3 separate regions of the Homo sapiens genome follow, and regions 2 and 3 are each linked to region 1. A link is a contact called in ENCODE Hi-C or POLR2A ChIA-PET data. All regions are on one chromosome and are shown on one strand. The core of a region is the stretch at or near the end of the contact, and the rest is flanking DNA. Distances in the headings are between cores, read along the strand shown. Region 1 holds the start of CLEC2D (C-type lectin domain family 2 member D). Region 2 overlaps DUSP16 (dual specificity phosphatase 16). Region 3 overlaps ETV6 (ETS variant transcription factor 6).

Evidence for each region. Hi-C counts contacts between places; a loop is a spot of excess contacts on that map. ChIA-PET counts read pairs that join two places held with the same protein, here RNA polymerase II (POLR2A). Pooled maps may share reads with other maps.
Region 2: a map with no recorded cell type shows a loop between it and region 1 (12-fold over the local background). The contact joins the enhancer-like site here to the promoter of CLEC2D in region 1. A Hi-C loop is called at or near these places in 3 of 37 single-sample maps with no recorded cell type and 3 of 50 pooled maps.
Region 3: a loop to region 1 is called in a pooled map, with 5 times the contacts of the local background. The contact joins the enhancer-like site here to the promoter of CLEC2D in region 1. A Hi-C loop is called at or near these places in 2 of 50 pooled maps. POLR2A ChIA-PET finds 5 or more read pairs at or near these places in 2 of 52 experiments (CD4-positive, alpha-beta T cell and GM12878).

What each region holds. Positions count from the first base shown.
Region 1 is chr12:9,668,463-9,671,536 of GRCh38, forward strand. CLEC2D (C-type lectin domain family 2 member D) reads left to right here and starts at 1,251. Exons shown (of 5, transcript NM_013269.6): 1 at 1,251-1,333. The coding sequence starts at 1,273.
Region 2 is chr12:12,485,410-12,488,483 of GRCh38, forward strand. DUSP16 (dual specificity phosphatase 16) reads right to left here. Exons shown (of 7, transcript NM_030640.3): 5 at 1,619-1,778. Among named protein-coding and RNA genes, the nearest start is that of DUSP16, 76 kb to the right of the region's middle. Within about 2 kb of position 1,447, at least 3 of the 41 ENCODE cell types and tissues checked have a DNase peak (open chromatin) inside an H3K27ac peak, as active enhancers do.
Region 3 is chr12:11,729,501-11,732,574 of GRCh38, forward strand. The region is part of intron 1 of ETV6 (ETS variant transcription factor 6); the gene reads left to right. Among named protein-coding and RNA genes, the nearest start is that of ETV6, 81 kb to the left of the region's middle. RefSeq lists enhancers at 916-1,025, 1,266-1,365. Within about 2 kb of position 1,436, at least 22 of the 41 ENCODE cell types and tissues checked have a DNase peak (open chromatin) inside an H3K27ac peak, as active enhancers do; they include CD4-positive, alpha-beta T cell and GM12878, where a contact is called at or near this core.

The DNA.
Region 1 (3,074 bases), core at 1-2,500:
TCTCAAGCAATTTTCAAATTATTAAATTTCACAGGAAAGGAGGTTAGGAAGAACTATGTGAAAAACAGACTTGAACTTTTGGCAATCACATGTTGTTCAGGAGACAAAACCAAATTCAACTTCCAAGAAAGAGAAGCAGCTTTGATAAAAAGCAGGTTCTCAGATGGAATTACTAGAAGGCTTTATCATAGGTCCTAGGACAAACTAGAAATGATGAAATAGTAAAGAAAAAGATATATAAAATCTTACAGAAACTGGAACTCAGTCCTAATGCAACTTCATTTCTATTTGATAAAGGCAATAGCTGTCCAATCTGGAACTTATTTCTTACAGGTAAGGGGGGCTACTGTATAGAATTCAAAAGCAGGGAAAATATGTTGTCAGAGTTAAGATAGAGATTGTATTTGGGGTAATGAGCGTTGCAGGACATGAGTAGGGCACATAGCGTGTTGGTATTGTTTTACGTGGTTTTAAGATATACTTCATCTAGGCACTTGTTACATGTTATATTTTTAATGAATGTGTTTAGTTGTATGCTTATGATTTGTGCACATTACTATAAATTATATTTTAGTAAAAGGTGCCCTTACTGGCATTTATATACAAGAAATCAACACATCTGACAAGAAGCTCTTGCTGCTAAAGAGCCTCTGTGCTCCTGGATCATGCCAGAGGGAGCACAGAAGCTGCACACCGTTCAAGCCCATTTTTGAAAAGTTGTTGTAGCAGCCATAGCAGCAAATTCCCAAAATATCTTGAAGAAATTGAAAACAAGATATTTTTTGAATGAGCGTAAACTCTTGGGAATGAATTTTAATTTGAGATTAAAATTGCTGTTGTCTTTACTTACCTAACATTCATTTCCTCTGAGAGCCAACTCCTTCCTTTCAATAAATTCTTATTTTCTATCATAATATTGCTTTGTACCGCACAAAATACAATTATAATTTTTAATAGTCAAAGAAATTTTAAGTTATCAAACATTAGTTTCTTTCGTAACCAAAATACTGTTAGAGAAGTAGCTTCAACTTTTTAAAATTCTTACAAACACCAGTTTATTCTGTTGTGATGAGCTGATTTTTGAAACAATTTATGCTTCATTTGTTCCTCTAGCTATATTTAACTTAAAGGCTTGACATTTTGAGTTACTGGGGCGGTTACACACTTACACGTTTTAGTCGTTGGGCTTTTTTTTTGTTTTGTTTTGAATCATTCTTGGGGTTGAAAACGTAGAGACTGTGGTTTAGATCACTCATAGAAACTGGAGGCAAAATGCATGACAGTAACAATGTGGAGAAAGACATTACACCATCTGAATTGCCTGCAAACCCAGGTAAGAAGCTGGGCTCTACAGAGTAAGTGTGAGGACTGGAATGGGAAGGTAGTGGTAGTGATGGGCTCACACAGGAAAGGTGCTGATCTAGTAAAAAGTTTTCAAGGATAAGAGATGGAATGTGGGAGTCCATAAATTGGCTTATAATTTGTGTAAAACATGCATATATTTATATTCCCAGTTCTAACAACTAAGGAGAGGGAACAATGAGAGAAAGATGTAAGACAATGAGATAAGGTTAAGTTTAGGATTGAAAATAACAGTTAATTTCACTAAAAAAAAATCTATACAAACTCTAAAGTGTTACTCAGATACAAGATACCATCATTATTACATAGGTAGAAAACCTATCATGGAAGCTCTTAAGAGAGAAAAGGTAGAAAATAGTATGTAAAGGACATTTACAAATCAAAAAAGTAACAAAGGTTGAGTAGAAACTTAGTAGGGCATTCTAATGGAATTATGTTACATTGGATGCACTGGAAATATATATATATATAGCTTTATATGATGCTTTAGTAAGTGAAAAAAATGACTTTTGCCACAGTTAGGGAATATCAAGGTTTTATAACTTAGGACTTAAAAGTTTGGAGTTTTCTCCTCCCAACTTAAAAGGTAATCAATTTGGAGAAAAGGTAATTCAGAGGCAGAAAAAGATGAACTCTAAATGTTGTTAAATGACTTCATTTATTTCTTCATTCATTGGGTATTTTGAGCATTTTATACCAAATGCTTTAAACTGTTTGTCGGATAGTTCCAACATCTCTGTCATGTCCTCCTTGGCTTGTGTTTTCTTTCCCCATGGAAGTTGACATTTTCGTGGTTCTTCATATACTGTGTAATTTTGGATTGTAATTTGAACATTTTGAACAAATATTTAGTTAGACTGGATCTTATTTAAATTTTGGAGTATATTGATACTATTGTTTTAGCAAGCAATCACCCTGGTGAGATGAAGACAATCTGTGGGATCTGGTTCCAATGTCAGTTCCATTCTGAAAGCCTTTGTAGTGCTATTCAGACATGTGCATCAACCAGGGGTGAAATTGGGAACTGTGCAATGCTCTACTCATTAGTTCAGGTCTTAGCATCTTTAGTGTGCCAATTAGAACCATATCTAGGCATGCATAAGTTGAGGGGCAGGTGAATCCAGGAGTTTATGAATAATGTTCATGGGTCTCTTTCTAAAGTTTCTTCCTCTTCACCATCTGACCCGTACTTTCAGGTTCCCAGGGGCTTCTCCTTTCCATCCTCCAGCTAGAAATGCGGGCCTCCTTTTATTCTGATGAACCATATACTTCTGCAATTATAGCTGCATCTTTAAGCTCATGTGGCAGACGGACAGTGAGAAAGAAGAAAAAAAAAGCAAGAGGTTTGGCCCCACTCTCATGGAGCTACAGCTCAACTGAATGGAAAGGATTGACTTTAGATTTCTTTTCTTTTTTTGAGGTGGAGTCTCACTCTGTCCCCCAGGCTGGAGTGCAGTGGCGCGATCTCGGCTCACTGCAAGCCCCGCCTCCTGGGTTCACGCCATTCTGCCTCAGCCTCCTGAGTAGCTGGGACTACAGGCGCCCGCCACCACGCCCGGCTACTTTTTTGTATTTTTAGTAGAGACGGGGTTTCACCGTGTTAGCCAGGATGGTCTCGATCTCCTGACTTTGTGATCCGCCCGCCTCGGCCTCCCAAACTGCTGGGATTACAGGCGTGAGCCACCGCGCCCGGCCGAGGATTAACCTTTCTC
Region 2 (3,074 bases), core at 197-2,696, 2.8 Mb after region 1:
GAAAAAAAGGCAAGTGTTTTGGAATTACTTAAAGTTCCAAAAGCATTAAATAGAATATTCCCCTCACAGGTGAAAATTATAATATGGGGCTTAATATACATAATTCCACTTTTTGTTTTTGAGACAGGGTCTGGCTCTACTGCCCAGGCTGGAGTTCAGTGGCACAATCTCAGCTCACTGCAACCTCCGCCTCCTGGCTCAAGCAATCCTCCCACCTCAGCCTCCCGAGTAGGCGGGACCACAGGTGCACTGGTAGAGACAAGGTTTTGCTATGTTGCCCAAGCTGGTCTCGAACTCCTGGGTTCAAGTGATTGCTTGCCTCGGCTTGTTAAAGTGCTGGGATTAAGGCATAAGCCCCTGTGCCTGGCCAATTCCACTTTTTTTTTTTTTTTTTTTTTTTTGGAGACAGAGTCTCACTCTGCTGCCTAGGCTGGAGTGCAATGGTGCAATCTTGGCTCACTGCAAGCTCTGCCTCCCGGGTTCATGCCATTCTCCTGCCTCAGCCTCCCGAGCAGCTGGGACTACAGGTTCCTGTCACCTCGCCCAGCTAATTTTTTGTATTTTTAGTAGAGATGGGTTTTCACTGTGTTAGCCAGGATGGTCTCAATCTCCTGACCTCATGATCCACCCGCCTAGGCCTCCCAAAGTGCTGGGATTACAGGCGTGACCCACCGCGCCTGGCCAATTCCACTTTTTTGAAAGAACTAGTTCTTTTATTTTTAATTATGGTAATGGTAACCAATTCAGAGTAATTATGGATTAGGGTGCTCCAACTTATGTAACTGGGGGAAAAAAAATTCCTTACATGGAACATCAAGAGTCACTGTGGTATGTTGCTCAGGAGCTAGCAGTGTTTCTCCTCTGCTCAGCCACTGTCCACTAAAGCCACATTCCAAATACACATCACCAAGTTACCACCCAGCAGATCTGATCCTGTGGCACCAAAATGCCTCAGCAGTAAGTACCCAGGGGCCAGAGAAGCTCCAGAATTGAACAAGCCCAGGAAGCACAACAAAGTATGGCACAGATGAGATCCCGTCAAGACCATTGCCAGGAAAATAACCAAATGAGAGTGTGTGTGTGTGTGTGTGTGTGTGTGTGTGTGTGTGAAAATTCTGTTAGATCAAACACTACCTGAAATTATTGGCATGTGGACCCCGGCTCAGAAACACTGACATAAAGACTTAAATGTAATGGGATTTGTTTTCAAAAGATTTGACTTTTCTCTGTAAAAAACACAGCAACAAGGCAACAGGGAATATTACCAAAGTTTCCCAAAGGCTTGTATAGGATTTGAAAAAGTTGGGGGAAGAATTTAACCCTAAAAGCTTAACTGATTTTCAAACACCTGCAAATACATAATTACAGATCCTGTGAAGCTTAACCTTGGTGGTGTTAAATGTTAGCTAGAATGTCACAAGGCCAGTCCTTAGGGACAGTGTGACACACACGTCACCTTGACCACCAGATGAGTAAGCTGCACCACGTGCTGTTTTCAGACTTTTGAAATCTCTGAAATAGGCTCCTTTTCTCTAAAGAAAAAATGGGGGGCTGAGGGGGTTCACCTACACATGAGACGATCACCCACAGGACCTGCAATATTATTTGAGCTACTTACCAATGAAATCTACTGATTTGTCCAACCACGGCAAAATTTTCTCACAAAAGCTGTCATTCACAGGCACACGCAGGAAATGAGACTCGGGGATAAAGTCAGGCTTTGGACAGGTATTGCTGGCATTTAACACATAACCAATCCCATTCTGCTGCATCAGCTCCTATGGAGAGAAAGAGTAGCAGTTAAAGTGACTAATAATATAGTAAACATGATCATTCTGAAAGAGTGAAGTTTAATGTGATGATAAAAATGCCCAGTTTCCTTGAAATATAATTCATTCAGATCAGTGAAGTCCAAAAACCTAGCAAAATGACATCTAGAGACAAGTTTAAAGAAAAAAAAAAATTTAAGGACAACAAACGCTATTTAAAATAGTATGCTTGAAGCCCACACATCATTCATATAGTCAAGTCTCTATTATCTTCATTACTAGAGAGAGAAGTGGAACAAAGAATACAAAAGAAAACAACAGTTTATATGATTTTAGAATATATGGACACACAACATTTTCTTCCCACACGGAACACGCTGGTTCTCTAAGATACAATTCTAGTCATTCTTCTCACTCTAAATACTCTCTTTGAAGGCTGCACTTACTTCTGTAGTCTTAATTACCAGTTCTACATGCTGATGGCGTGTGTGTGTGTGTCCTCTTAAATTTCCAACCCGTATCTCCAACTACCTACTGACTATCAGGATGTTCCACAGGCCCTTCACATTCAAAATGTCAGAAACTAAACATATTCTCTTTTTCCCTTTTCTGCCCCCAACTCCTGCCTCCTCTCTGTAATCCCCAAATTGGTTTAGGGTAATAACATCGACCCAGCCAACTAAGCTCGAGAATAAAATGGGGCTCCTTTCTCTTCCCCATGACCCTCATCCAAATGGCTGCCAAATCCTTTTGGAATAACCTCTTCCATTGATCCTCTCTCCTCTCTATACCCATTCACTGCTCAGTAGCCAAGATAACCAAAAAAGCCACCAGGAGCTCTTGAAGTTTGCAGTGGTTTTCTCTCCAAACCATGTTCTGAACAACTAGAGGAATCTTTGTTATGATTAACCCCAAGCTGGGTGCTTTATCCACATTCTTTTCATTTCCTTGAGTCTCATTTCCTGCTCCTGTCCCATATAGCACCCCCAACGTCAAATGTATACCCACCCTCTGTTCACACGATTCCTGTGCTTAGAAGGCCCTGTCCTTCTTCCAGAAGACACTCTTCCCACTTTTCCTACTTTAACCTCATCTGTGAACTCTTTCCCACTCATGCATAATTAACCATTCAGTTCTCTGTCCTTCCAAAGTACTTTGTTCACACCATTAATTAAGCACCTACCATAGTGTGTTACCATTAACAGATAATTCTCATCTCCCCTGTTATGTAATGAAGTAATGAGTAAGATCTTGGACCGCGTCTTGTTTTTGCACCTTCAGCCCAGCTATAGAATTGCACTCAAA
Region 3 (3,074 bases), core at 186-2,685, 2.1 Mb after region 1:
CCTAAGTCAACTACTTAATAATTAATGGAAAGGAGATGTGACAGGAATAGCCAATTTCCCTGTCCTGTTTGGTATGACTGTTGGCAATTTGATGATTCCTTCCTTAACCTTGAAGCAATCTCAGTTTGACTGACTCATACTATGGGGAAGATAGTGGCCTTTGAACTCTTGACTCAATACAGTCTTGACCTTGGTTAGATACTACCTTGACCTCTGGATAAAACTGTACTGGGCATTACTATTTTATTGATTGTTCTCTCAACAAAACAACCGTATCTTTAAAAAATTTTTTTATCTTACATGTCTGAAGTAGAAGGTCACCTCTTTTGTAGTGAAAAAATAACTATTTTCCCCATGGTGTGCTGAATGCATGGGTTAAAGCAGGTAGACCAGCTGTCCTGGGTTTTATCCCTATGTGTTTTTTGCTGATTCACAAAGGCATTTAATTTCTCTCTACCACGCTTTCTAGGTCTGCAAAATAGAAAGGGGAGTTCATGACCATCTATGCGTTACTGGGGGATTTTTCTGTGCAAGCGAAAATTATTGATGCAACCAGAGGACTTGCTGCCAGCGTCGAGGGGTGCATTTTACTCCCTCTGTAAAGAGGCCAGCAGTAATGATAGAAACACAGTGCATTTGACTCTGACCTTATATTTGACAACTCTTCCTCTACAATCCTTAAAAAACATGCCTCACCATTTAAGAGACCAGCAGCAGGCCTTCAGCAAAGCCCACGGTCTAGGCAGCCTTTGTAGGCCTCTGGGATTGTGGTGAGAAAACCTTATCCCTCTCTTATTTCCTGATAACTTTACATTTTAGAGGTGTCTGGAAAGAAAGGTGGCAGAAAAGCAGCATAACCTGCTTGACAAGTCCTGTACAAACAGAAGTCCAATGAGGCTGCTGCTCTGGGGTTGCCAAGCTCAAGGAAGCCAATTGTAGTGTGCACAAAGGTGCAAGTCACCAAGGCCTCAGAGAGCTCCAAGGAAGCCTGTGCAAAGGCAGGATTTAGAGTTCTAAGGACGGGTTGTCCAGCGCAGCCCAGCAGAGAACCTAGGTCCATAACTGTGGACTCTCCTGTGAGGGAGCCATGTTGCGGGGTGGACATCTGACAGTTGTCCCTGCTCTGTGAACCTGCGACTTCATCCTACAGGTGCAGAGAATGGTTTTGGCAACTCTCTCCACCGCAGAATGTGGGCGGACTTCTGAGCTGGGTTTGATTTTCCTCTTTTGCTTTGGAGTGTACAACAATCAACCCTTTAGAGCAGAAGTAGAGGAATGGAAGACTTTCCCATGGCCCAAGACCCCTCAGTGGGTTGCTGTTTGCTCTTCCCTAGAATATTATAATGTTCAATTTATGCCTCCAGGAGACCAGAGACACACGTTTCCCAAATGTGGGTACAGGTGGCTTTAAGCTGTTTCTGTGAGTAGAGGCCCAGTGACATGTTCCCCAGTGTAACCCCCTCCTTGGTTTCACATCCCCTCTACCCGATTCTAGGCCAAGCCCCTCCAGTGTAGTTGGTGACCCAGAACAGGTGAAAGTGAGGCTGCCTTTTGTAGCACTGCTCTTTGTGAATGGGAAGTGCTGCTGGGGAGAAATGATTTTAAGTGTGAGCTTTGCTGTTAGGGGCAGCCCTCTTTCTCCACTGCAATAAGAAGAGTCATGACTAAGTCTAGAAAGGCAGGTTTTGATCTTTAGGATACTGTGATGTATGAAATAAAGGTATGTCCTTCTTATTCGGTGTTGCATTGTCAGCACCTAACACAGTGTTTAATTAAAGCAAAAATTTTTGTATTGAAAATATAACTAGGTGGAGGAGTAAGTCAGTGCTACTTAAGTGTGAGTATTTGTCTTCCCTGATCAGATGGTTTTCTACGTACTCAAAATTTCATGTAGTAAGAATGCAGGATGCTTATGGAGAAAAGTGAGTGTTGTTTGTTTCTCCTTAATATTTATATATAAAAGCAAGAGCTTATTAAACTTTTAGACGTCTTTGGAGGTTTGAAATTTCCCACTGTTATTCTTAAGAAGAGAAGAGAAAGAATAATTTTTTTTCTTCTGTCTTATTGGCCTTTAAGGAAAAGCGAATTTCAGAAAAACATGGGACGGAACAGGAAGTGTTTACAGGTTTAGTCATACTTGTTAGGTATGAAAAAGCCCCACTGCCTTCTCATATTGTTTCTTTTATGAACTTAACACTTCCTACTTTGAGAATACCTTCCTCCCCAAGGGCTCAAAGCCCTTCATAGTCATTAATTTGCATCTTGCTAATTTTCTTAAAAAATTAAAATGTTAACTACCATTTAGCTGGTATTCTACCAGCTAAAACTTCCAGCTAAATGCATTTTGTCTGTCTGTATGTATTAGCTCAGTTGAAAATGTGATCCTACTGAAGGCAGTAGGGTAACCGGCTTGTCCCAGTTTCCCTGGGATTTCAGTTTTAGTACTGAAAACCCCACATCCCCGGAACCCCTTCAGTCCCAGACAAACCAGCATGGTTGGGTCACCCAAGAAGGCGACCAGTTCAGGTAGCTCTGCATAAAGAGAAGATGTTCCACCCTGCAGTCCTTACCTTAAATCTAGGCAGCTACCTTAAGAATTGACCTAGACAGCAGTGTGTGCATGGCTCAGTGCAAATCTTTAGCATCACCTGGTAGAAGACAACACTGAGCACACAGTCGCAGAACTAGTGCAGTTCGAGGTACGTGGAAATGTCTCTGCAAAGTAATATTTCTGGTTTCTTGTTTTTTTGTCTACCCTTTTCCCCTTTACTGCACTATATGGTGAAAAACGAAAACAAGAACTGCTAACTACCTGATTTCCGAAACAAGAAGTGTGATCTCAAATATTTCTGTTGATCTCAGGTTTTTCATCTGAAAAATGAGGATGCTGGTCTCAATTTCTAAGGCCCCTTCCTGCCCAAACTTACCAGGAGGAAAGAAGCTGGAAGTAGAAAGCAGGAGAGGTTCAAAAAGAAAATGGGATGCATCTCCTTTAGTAAGCTCTACTCTGGAGAAGGACGTTGTCCTTCAAGTACAAACCTTTTCACCGACTTGGGGAGTTTCCCCCCATTGTA